Linked DNA regions of Homo sapiens: region 1 is linked to region 2. The links are chromatin contacts, found by Hi-C in ENCODE. All regions are on one chromosome and are shown on one strand. Each heading gives the region's core, a stretch centred on a gene start or an enhancer-like site at or near the end of the contact. The rest is flanking DNA. Distances are from core to core; before and after follow the strand shown.

Region 1 (5,235 bases), core at 2,036-4,535, 110 kb after region 2:
GGCAGATCATGAGGTCAGGAGTTCGAGACCAGCCTGACCAACATGGAGAAACCCCCCTTCTCTATTAAAAATACAAAATTAGCTGGGCATGGTGGCATGCGCCTGTAATCACAGCTACTCAGGAGGCTGAGGCAGGAGAATCACTTGAACCCGGGAGGCAGAGGTTGCAGCAAGCCGAGATTGCGCCATTGCACTCCAGCCTGGACAACAAAAGAGTGAAACTCCCTCTCAAAAAAAAAAAAAAAAAAAAGGGAGGATGATTGATAGGGACAGCAGGTAATTGGTGGGAAGTCTCCAGGGAGGCTGGGGTGGGGAGGGGGAGGGGGAGTGCAAGGCAGGACAAGGACTAAAGGGGTTGAGGGGAGAAGGTATGGGTGGGTGAGGAGACTCCCCTTTTTCAAACTATTTTATTCATTTATCCAGTGATCACTGAGCCGAGGAAGGGAGACGGTTCAGTCCTGAGCATCTTTTAAATTCAACAGTGTGAACTGAACACAAAATGAATGTGTTTCCCCTTCTAATGTACCAAATCCTGCCGATCTTCTGTCACCAAGTCCATTTCCAAATCTCTGCTGCCTGCAAGGCCAAACAGCCCATCTAAAGGCGGGAAAGGCTTAAAAAGAAATGTACTGGGCTGGGCGCGGTGGCTCACATCTGTAAGCCCAGCACTTTGGGAGGCAGAGGCAGGCGGATCACCTGAAGTCAGGAGCTCGAGACCAGCCTGGCCAACATGGTGAAACCCCATCTCTCCTAAAAATACAAAAATTAACCGGGCGTGGTGACGGTCGCCTGTAATCCCAGCTACTCGGAAGACTGAGGCAGGAGAATCGCTTGAACCCAGGAGGCGGAGGTTGCAGTGAGCTGAGACCGCGCCATTGCACTCCAGCCTGGGCGAGAAGAGCAAAACTCCGTCTTAAAAAAAATTTAAAAAGAAAGAGAAGAAAAGAAAAGAAATGTACTGGAAGCTTGCAAGCCAGAGCAGGGCCTGCCGGAGAGGAACTACCCCAAGCCATGAACACAAGGCCCCCTCCCCGCAACTTCTCTACTGAGCAAGGAGCTGCGAGCAAATGGATCTCTATAGGGCAGGATTCCAGCACCGCTGAGCGGTGCAAGCGCCGGTGAGTCGGCCTTTTTCTCTCCCCTAGGGGCAGGATATGCCCAAGGGGCAGGGACAAATCTAGCCAGAAAAACAATTCAGTCCGATGCCGAGACATTCTCCAATCAGCTAAGCCAGAGACCGGCCTCGCCTCAACGTACGTCCGGGAGGCCTGGCGGGAGGTAGCAGCGATTCCCCCACCGCCCATGTGGCAAGTCTGGGTGACCAGCAGCGTCGGTATGCACAGCCTCCCAGTGGGTGTGGGTGTGCGAGAGGCCAGAGCTCCCAGGCGCGCGCACCGCGGGCGCCCCTCTCTGGGTGTCGGTGGCTATGACTCTTAGCAGAACCTAAGAAAGTCCCGTCAGCTAGGAATGAGAGAGCCAGAGCTGGCTCGGGGCGCCCTCCCTGACCAAGAACCCCAACATGCCGCGGTTAAGCGGTGGGCGACACGGTCTGCGAGGACAGACTCACAAGACGCTGAAGGCCAGAGTGGGCCAGAGAGCTCGCCACTCACTGACCTGCCAGAGGAGAGGCGCACTTTCCCAAGAAGGGGAACTGGGGTGGTCCAGGCCAAGCCTTCAGAGGTTCAATCGGTGGTTTCAAAACAAAACAAAACAAAACAAAAACAAAAACAAAAAAGAAAACACGGCTCCAGGTCGAAGGTGCCCTAGGTCTAGGCCTGGCCAGCAGGTGTTTCGGTTTCTCCCCCAGTGGGTGTCAGCCTCGCGGGCTAAATGAAAATGCGGTTCCAGGCATCCCGGTTTGGACCCGTCTCCACCCGGGCACACGGAACTTTCTAGCTTGTAGCTAGAACTGAGCTTCGGAGGGGTGCTGTGGGTAAAGCGGGAGGGCACCAGTCGCGGCCAGTAGCCTCCACAGGGGACCGGGTTCCCTCGAAGGTTCGCGTACCTCCCCCGCGCGCTGCAAGCTGCAGCCAGACACCCGCGAAGTTCCGGGACTCTCCGCACCCGCTAGATCTGCCCCTTCCCGGACTCGGTCGTCGGGAGCTGGTCCCGCCGCCCGCGCCGCCGCTGCCGCTGCCGCAGCCGAGGCGCTCGGCTGCAGCAGGGCGCGGGAAAGGGCACTTTGGCGCGGAGTGAGCACCGAGGGGAATGTGGCAGCGCGAAGCCTGGCGGCGGCACTCCCTCCCCCGCCTCGGGCTACAACCCCCACCCCCTCCTTCCCATCCCTCAACACCCTCCAGCCCCCACCTGCACCCTCCTGCAAGGAATGCGCGGGACCCCCACCGTGGGCACGCGTCCACCTGAACCCCCTCCTAGCTCCGAGCGCCGAGGGAGGGGTAGCATTTGAGGAGGGGGATGGCGGCCGCAGTCTGCAGTCGGTTCCAGAGGGGGCACCGGTTTCAATTGGAGAAAATGGGCGGGGGCAGGGAAGGGCAGACCTTGCAGACGCAGAAATGGGGAGGGGGCGCACGGTTCCTCTCCAGCCCCCAGGACCAGCGTGCCTGGCAGAATCAGGAGCCGGGGGAGTAGGGCTCCCGGAAAGTTTATCGGGAAAAAGCCTAGCACCGTGGGGGCTGGGAGGCTGGAGAAACTGAAGCCACAGACCAGGTGCCCCGCAACCCCGGGCGGGGATGTCTGTCTCCCAGGCCCCCACACCGGCCGCATCCGTCCAAGTTGCGGCTGGGGTTGGGGCAGCAGTGAGGGTGAGGGTGGAGGTGAGGACGTGGCTGAGGGTGGGGTGGGAGACGGAGGCAGGGATGAGAATGAGAGTAGGCAACTGGGAGGGTGGGAGATTCAGGCAGGGATAGAGGCGGGGGGAGGGACTGGGACCGGGTCGAGGATGGGTGGGCTCGGGGCTCGGGTGGGGCGCGCGGCGGCCGCTGGCTCCTCGGCGCGGCTGGACTCACCCGCGGCGGCCGAGACGCTGAGCAACCCACAGCCCAGCAACAGCAGCAGAGGCGGCGGCGTTGGCGGCGGCGGGCGGCCCCAGCGGCTCCCGGCGCCCGGCACAAGCGCCGAAATCCCGGTTTCGCCGCGAGCCCTCCCCGCGGGGCAGCCGCAGCGCCCCAGCTCCCGTCCCCGCGAGCGCGGCATGGCGCGGCCGGCAGCGCCGAGGGAGAGGCTCCGCTCGCCGCCGAGGAGAAAGGAGGTCAGGAGAGCTCTGGAGCTTTTTTCTGCTCGGAAAAAATCCCGGTACGCGGGAGCCCTGAGCTTCTGCGGCTGGAATGAACCAAGTGTCCGCCCGGCCGGGGAGAGGCGCGCTGCGCTCTCGGAAATGACTCGCTCCAATCCCGCTTCGCGGGGTTCGCGCCGGGGGGCGGGAGGGGGTGAATTATCCCCGGATTAATCACTCCGGAGCCGCTTCTCCGCCGCTCCAAATGCTGGGGGTGGAGGCGCAGCTAAGGATAAAATATTGGGGGGCGGGGGTTCCTCTTCAGCGCCACCTCCACCTCCAGATAAACCACAAATTACATCTAAAGGGTTGTTTATCCGTGTCTGTTTTGCAATTGACCAGTTTCTTTTAAGTTCAGTCCTCCTGTTTTCATTTATAACATCACCCATTAATACACCCCCCTCTCCACACACACACACACAAACACACACACACACACACAGTGACAGAGACACACGCACTCACACACACAGGCACATACACGCACACCTCTTCCACGTTTGGAAATTGGAATCCTGTCTGGGAAAAGGTAACCAAAGAAGGACGCGTTCCCCAAGTCTTGGCTCTTACCAGCTGATCTTGGGTGGTGGCTTTGAACTTGCCATCTAGGGCCGGGGGCGATGCTTATGAGCCTCATTCACAATAGCCTCCTACCCCATCCCAGGAGAGGGGCGTGTGTGCGTAGACAGAGGCAGGGTTAAGAATTGGAGGGCGGTGGAGGGGGGTTGTGTGTGGGGTGGGGAGGGGGGGGAACCGGTTCATTTGACCCAGTGCGGTCCCACTCCTACCCTAAGACAAAAATCTCAGGGTGGCAGAGGCGGTCCCTGTGTGCACGCGAGTTGGGGGTGGGGAGTGAGGTTGGTGGAAGGACGGTGCAAGAGTTACTAGTACAATTTATCCCCAAATTTAAATAATCGGATCCTACTTCTTCTTCTCCCCTTCCTCCTCCCAGCCAAGGCCCCAAACCAAGAGAGTTCTTCCCAAGGACGTGAGCTGCTCCCCACCTCTCCCCAGTAGCGGCTGCCTCTAGGCCCCAAGGGCTTAGTGTCGGTCCCCACCCCATCCCCCACCCGACTCGGTCGCCGTCTCTGTCTCGTCTACTCCAGGCTTCTCCGCCAGTCACGATGGCTCCTTCGCTGTCTACGCCAAACTCTCGGCGAGAGGGAAGAGACGCTTCATGGGGGGAGGCTGGAGGAAACTGGGAGGGGCAAGGTCCAGAGAGGAGGCTTCTGCTGGCGCGTGCAGTGGAAAGGCACCTGCGATGGGCACCCCCGCCCCCTTTGCCGACACACCCCAGAGAAGCTGTGCTCCGGGCTTAGGGCAGCCTGATTTGGCCAAAACGGAGCGTTGGCATCTGTGTGGCCAAGGGGGCAGTGGCCGGCGGGCGGTGGGGCCTGAGAATTTCCGGGGAAGGGTGTGGAGAGGGACTGTAGGGATGGCGAGCCAGGCTGGGGGTGGCTGGCGACCCAGGTTGGCCGGCTGTCAGCGTGGCCAGGAATTTCCATCCAAGGAAGGGTGTGAAGAGGGGCTGTGGAGTTGACGATATGAATTGGGGGGCGGGGGCAGGGCTGGAGGAGTGGAGGCTTGTCCCTACTCCCCATGAAAAACTTCCTCCCCAGAGCCACGCTTTCGCAGCCTCCTAGATGCCACTCTTCCTCCCTCCCCCCACCCCAAGTTGTTCCGGTTTCCCTGCATGAGCTCATCCCACAGCTGGGGAGCCAGCCCGGTGGCCCTGGGCGGGCGAATCTCCTCAGAATCGCGGGCCTGGTCCCCACCCCCAACACGCTTGTATGCCCGCCCCTCCCGACGCCGCCTTGCTGGGTGCCAAGAACCAACCGAAGCAGCCAGAACTCCTCAGTGAAAGGCCTGCTTTATGTTCCCGGGGCAGTGAGGAGGGGGCTTCTCCCTTCCCATTGTCCAGACTCAGCCCCCGAAAGAGAGGGCTCAGCCTTCCCACCAGCCCTGGAGAGGAGGAAGGGACTGACTACGCCAGCAGTGAGTGG
Region 2 (5,072 bases), core at 1,686-4,185:
AGGAAATAAAACACTGTAAACATAGTTGGAGCCCCTGGGTAGCTCTGCCTCCCCCTGGCATGGTGACAAGACCCTTTGTAATCTGGCCTCTGCTGCTTCTCCCAGCAGTCATCCACTCTCTCCCCAAACAACAATAACAATAAACAAGCAAATAGCCAGTCTACTCCCAACTTTTCAGCTGTAGAAAAACAAACTGTTTTTCCTCTGCTCTCACTCTACGACAATCAACACAGAATACTTCTGTAACCAAATGGAGGTGGGATGGGGTTCCCCACAAACCAAACAAGCAATCATTTCTGCAGTGGATGCAGGCTGGATGTCCTCCAGTGCAATTCAACTCTGATTATCTACCTGAAGTTAGCATCAGGTCCCGTAGGTTGAGGGCTCAGTCTCACAAGACTGCCTCCCACCGCAGATGCCAATCACAAGACCCTGGTTGTTTTACCTTTACTTCTGACCAACTGGCTGTAAAGCAAGATTCCCAGGACCCCCTCCCCCAGATTTGATTAATTTGCTAATGTGGCTCATAGGACTCAGGGAAATACTTACATTTACTGGTTTATTATAAAGAATATTACAAAGGATACCAATGAACACCAGATGAAGAGATGGAGAGGCCAAGGTATGGAGGAAGAGGCATGGAGTTTCCACATCCTCTTTGAGCATATCAGTCTCCAGGAACCTCCATGTGTTCTGCTATCTGGAAGCTCCTTGAGCCCAGTCTTTCTGAGTTTTTATAGAATCTTCATTACATAGGCATGATTAATTAAATCATAGGCCAGTGGTGATCAACTCAACCTTCAGCCCCTCTCTCCTCCAGAGTTTGCGGGTTGACACTGAAAATCCCAACTCTTTAATCATGGCTTGGTCTTCCCAGTAACCAACCCCGGTCTTGAAGATATTTAGGGATGGCAAGCCAACAGTCAACCCATTAGCATTCATAAGATGTGTATCACTTTGGAGATTCCAAGGATTTCAGCAGCCGTATGTCAGGACAAGAGACAAAGACCAAATGTATATTTCACAATACCACACCAGCCATATAGAATGGCATGCAATTCCCTGAATATCACCGTGGTACACTCGCTTCAGCTCCTTTACACCACTGTTCCCCTGCCTGGACTATTCTTCCTACTCCATTTATCCCCTGCTATCTCCCAACTCCCATTTCTTCTTTAAGACTTGTGTTCAAGTGATATCTCCTCAGGAACACCTTCCCTGATTCCTGGTGCTCTGCCTCTAATCTCTCCCAGCTCTGGACACATCCCTCTATGCTGCACTGGCTTGTCTATTTCCTTCATGTTTCTGCCTCAAGACTGAGTTCTCCAAGGTCAGGGCCTATGTCTGCTTCATCTCTGGATCCCAATGCTAAGCATAAGGCCTGGAATGAAGAGGTCTTTGGGGAATATCTGAAAGGCCTGCAATTTAGTATAATAATTAGGAAAATAGTCTCTAAAGCTAGTAGTGCTTTGTTTTGCATCCTGGCTCAGCTGTGTGACCTTGGGTAAGTTCTTTAACATGTCTGTGCTCCATTTTCCCCTTCATCAAATGTACGGTTAACAATGGTATCTACCTTACAGAGTGTTGAGAGGTTTCAATAACTTAATACAGGCAAAATGTTTTGAATGGTACTTAGCACAGAATAAGTGCTCATAGCTATTACAATTATTTCTATCAAAATGTTCAGCACCTGTTTAGCTATATCACCTGGGTTGGATTTCCACTAAAACAAGACCTGTGTTAAGGATTTGGCTACAAGTGAGCTTATTTGGGAGTTGACCCTAAGAGCACAGTGAGGGGAGGGGATATGAAACAGAAAAGAGAAGGCAGCTGAGAAAGGGGACCTGGTCATATAAGGTGCCACTGGGAGTCAATTGAGCTAAATCCCATTGGGGAACACTGGGAGTGAGCATAGAATACGCAACTCAGAGTCATCCTATTACAGGAAGAAGAGGCTGGGGTATCAATACACTAACTCCCTCCTTTTGGGTTGCTGGTTGCTCCTGGGGTCATTAGCTCCAACCAATGAACTATGGATGTGGCATCTACTGGATCTGCTGCGTCTCCCCTCCACTCCCAGTGACACCTGAGCAGAGAGTGGGAGCGAAAGCCTAGCAGCACTGCTGACTGTGCCCTGTGGCTGCTTGGAGTCTTGATCTCCTCAAGTCCCTTGAGCACCACAGCCTCTGCCCTGGTCTCTCTGCTTGATTCCATCCTGACCACAACCTTCCAAGGGCTGGAATCACAGATATGCAACAGCGCTGAAAACTAATTCAGGTGCCCACCCAGGATGCCACGCCAACCTCAGCATAGGCTGATGGCTGGCAGGAAGCTTCCCTTTTCCCTTCTCCTAGACCCCTAAGCCCTGAGCCTCTCGCTGTTTCTATGCTGTTTCCTGCAGCTTTAGAGTGGGAGGCTCCTGGTGGAGGCGATGCCCTGGCAAACTGTCAGGACCCCTCCCCTCCTAGCAACACTACAGCACCTTACACTGATTGGTGTCTCAGTCCCCGCCCCCTCCCGGCAGGCAGCTCAAAGGCTGAGCCAGAGAGAGGTGGGCAGAGAGGGTCCAGCTGCCAGACTCAGTCCTCCAGCCCCTTGCCTCCGCCTCTTGGCCACCGCTTCCCGTTACTCCCTTCCACAAGCCCCCTCGCTTGTTTGTCCCCAGTGCCTGATAATTAGGCTGTGTTTGTTAAACCATGGGCTCCAGCTCTGCCCACCCAGACTCTGCCTACTGTAGATTTTCCTGCAAGGACTGCAGAGATCATAAAAACAACTACCCACCTTGTCTCTCTGGCTTATTTACTAACTTGGCCATAAATAATCAGGGCAATTTGCATATTACTACTTGGCTTTTTATAGCACCACACATCTGAGCACTGGCAGGCAAGCTGGGGGTTGGGGTGAGGAGGTGAGGCACGCTCTGGGCTGGCAGTGACACTGGCCAGAGCTGTTTCTGGCAGGCTTGGCTTCTCCTGGCCTGAAAGCAGAGAGAACTAGCCTGGGAGTAGGGGCGTGGGACGAGGGAAAGCCAGTCATAGTCACCTAGTTGGGACAGGATGAGCACAGCTGTAGTGGGAGTGACAACTCCATTTGCCAAGGATGGCTTGTGAGCTGGGAGAAACAGGGTCCCAGGCTCCTGCATCACATAGGAGCTGGGTAGAGCACGGGTGCACTTCAGACTCCAGCTCTGCCATTTACTTGCTGTGTCACCCCGGGCAGGTCACTTCCCCTCTCTCATCCTTGTTTCCACACCTGCAAAATGGAGATGACAGTACCTACCCCAGATGATCTTTGTGATGATTCAATGGGGTGCTATAGGGAAGGCACTTAGCATGATGCCTGACCTAGAGCAAGGGCTTGAAATGATGATGATGATGATGATGATATAAAAACAAATCCTCTACATTCCTATAGCTATCAAACAAAATTTATGAAGATAAATAAACCAAGACCTACCCCAAGGAGAGGGAAGTTGTTGAGCTACAGCGTGCAAGGCTGTGGCATCAGAATGGAATATGTGAAGGGCCCACAGTAGCAGAGGAAGTCTATATCTACCAAGGCAGACGAGACAGGGAGAAGGCAGGGTTTAGAGCTGGAATCACCACCTATGCCTGTTGTCTGGGGATCTGGGTTTGGAGTGAGTGTCAGCTCTGAGGGTCTGAGTGCCCACTGGGCTGCCCACCCTGGTTGAAACCGCACACCTGGCCTTCAGCACTGTTCGCCCTACTTTATTAGGGCTGGTCAGCCCTGGTCCCCAGAAGCCTGGACCCTGCTCCCCACACCCCAGCCCTGAATTACATGATTGCTCTACCACCTGCCAGACATGAAGCCGTTTTACAAGCTGGAAGCCATGGATGCTATATTTTTAGATCTCAACTAGCCTTGAACCTTGGGTGGGGCCCTTGTCTAAACCAAACTTTAGGACCTGCTGCTTCTTAGGTGGCGGTCAGTGAATGTCCTAGGCAAAGAAACCCAGCCCTGGTCCCCATTTGCAAATCTAGAGACTGGGCCACTTGCTATGTCTCATAGGACAGAAGCATGAGGGGTCATGGCAGGACACAAGTAAGTGAGCAATGACAATAATATCCCCAAGGTCCTGCTAGGCTCAAGGGTTCCCCAAGTCACAGCTCAAGTATTTGGTGACATTATGACCCTAAGGTCACTGCTACACATGCAAAAGGATGGAGCTATCAGTATCATCAGAAGTCAAGGTGCTTCCAGTGACCAGCAAAAGCTACACCCCAAGGGCTGAGAGGGGTGGAGCGAGACCCATGGGCCCTTCTTCTGTGCCTCAAAAGGCCACCACCTTCCTGGCTCACAGCTTTTTGCTAGATGTGCCTCCATCTGACACCCTCTTCCCTCAGCCCCCTCATTCTAACTGGGTCCTTCCTGAATACTCAAGCCACCCAAGTAGGTTCCCCAGGCCATGTCAATTCTAGCACCCTATTTCTTTCCTTCAGAAGCTTATCAAATCTGTAATCATTCTGTCTGTTTCCTAGTTTATTTACTAATCTCCCTTACTAGAGGCTAAGTTTGGGAGAGATGGGAATCTGTGTATTTTGTTCCCCCACTGTTTTTGCGATGCCTGTTCAACCCTGCAGAGTGACCACATGGCCCAGTATAATTAACATATTATATGGTCTCCCTCAGTGGCTGGCCCCTAACAGGTGCTCAGTAACTATGTGGGGAATGAATACGTGAATGAATGAATGAATGAATGAACGAATGAACACAAGCAGTAAAAGTCGACATTGTCAGTACTGTAGCACACCCTGGATCCTGGTGGGTAACTCTTGCTTTCCTAATTCCCCTGCCCAGATCCCTCTGGGCTGAATCCCTGTCAACCACCACTCCCTTGGACTCTTGCCTGGCTGGTCCCATCTCATCTGTGTTCATTCAAATGTCCCTTTCACCCCCACCCTGCTGGACCATCAGGTCATCATAGGGTCACCTCTGGCCTGACAGAAGCCACAGCCATGGCTGCGATTGGCTCCTTGGATTTCATCACATTTGTGACCTCTAGAAGAGAGGGAAAGAAGAATGCCAGGAAGGCACAGGGTGCCAGGAGCTGA

The links. A loop is a pair of places that touch in the nucleus more often than their neighbours do. Pooled maps may share reads with other maps.
Region 1: a map of dorsolateral prefrontal cortex shows a loop between it and region 2 (2.4-fold over the local background). The contact joins the promoter of CSMD2 here to the enhancer-like site in region 2. A Hi-C loop is called at or near these places in 2 of 168 maps with a recorded cell type or tissue (both dorsolateral prefrontal cortex) and 2 of 50 pooled maps.

The regions. Positions count from the first base shown.
Region 1 is chr1:34,161,945-34,167,179 of GRCh38, forward strand. CSMD2 (CUB and Sushi multiple domains 2) reads right to left here and starts at 3,286. Exons shown (of 71, transcript NM_001281956.2): 1 at 2,967-3,286. The coding sequence starts at 3,153. It also overlaps a transcript of C1orf94 not described here. RefSeq lists enhancers at 1,187-1,316, 1,737-1,796.
Region 2 is chr1:34,055,021-34,060,092 of GRCh38, forward strand. The region is part of intron 2 of CSMD2 (CUB and Sushi multiple domains 2); the gene reads right to left. Among named protein-coding and RNA genes, the nearest start is that of CSMD2, 110 kb to the right of the region's middle. Within about 2 kb of position 2,936, at least 3 of the 41 ENCODE cell types and tissues checked have a DNase peak (open chromatin) inside an H3K27ac peak, as active enhancers do; they include dorsolateral prefrontal cortex, where a contact is called at or near this core.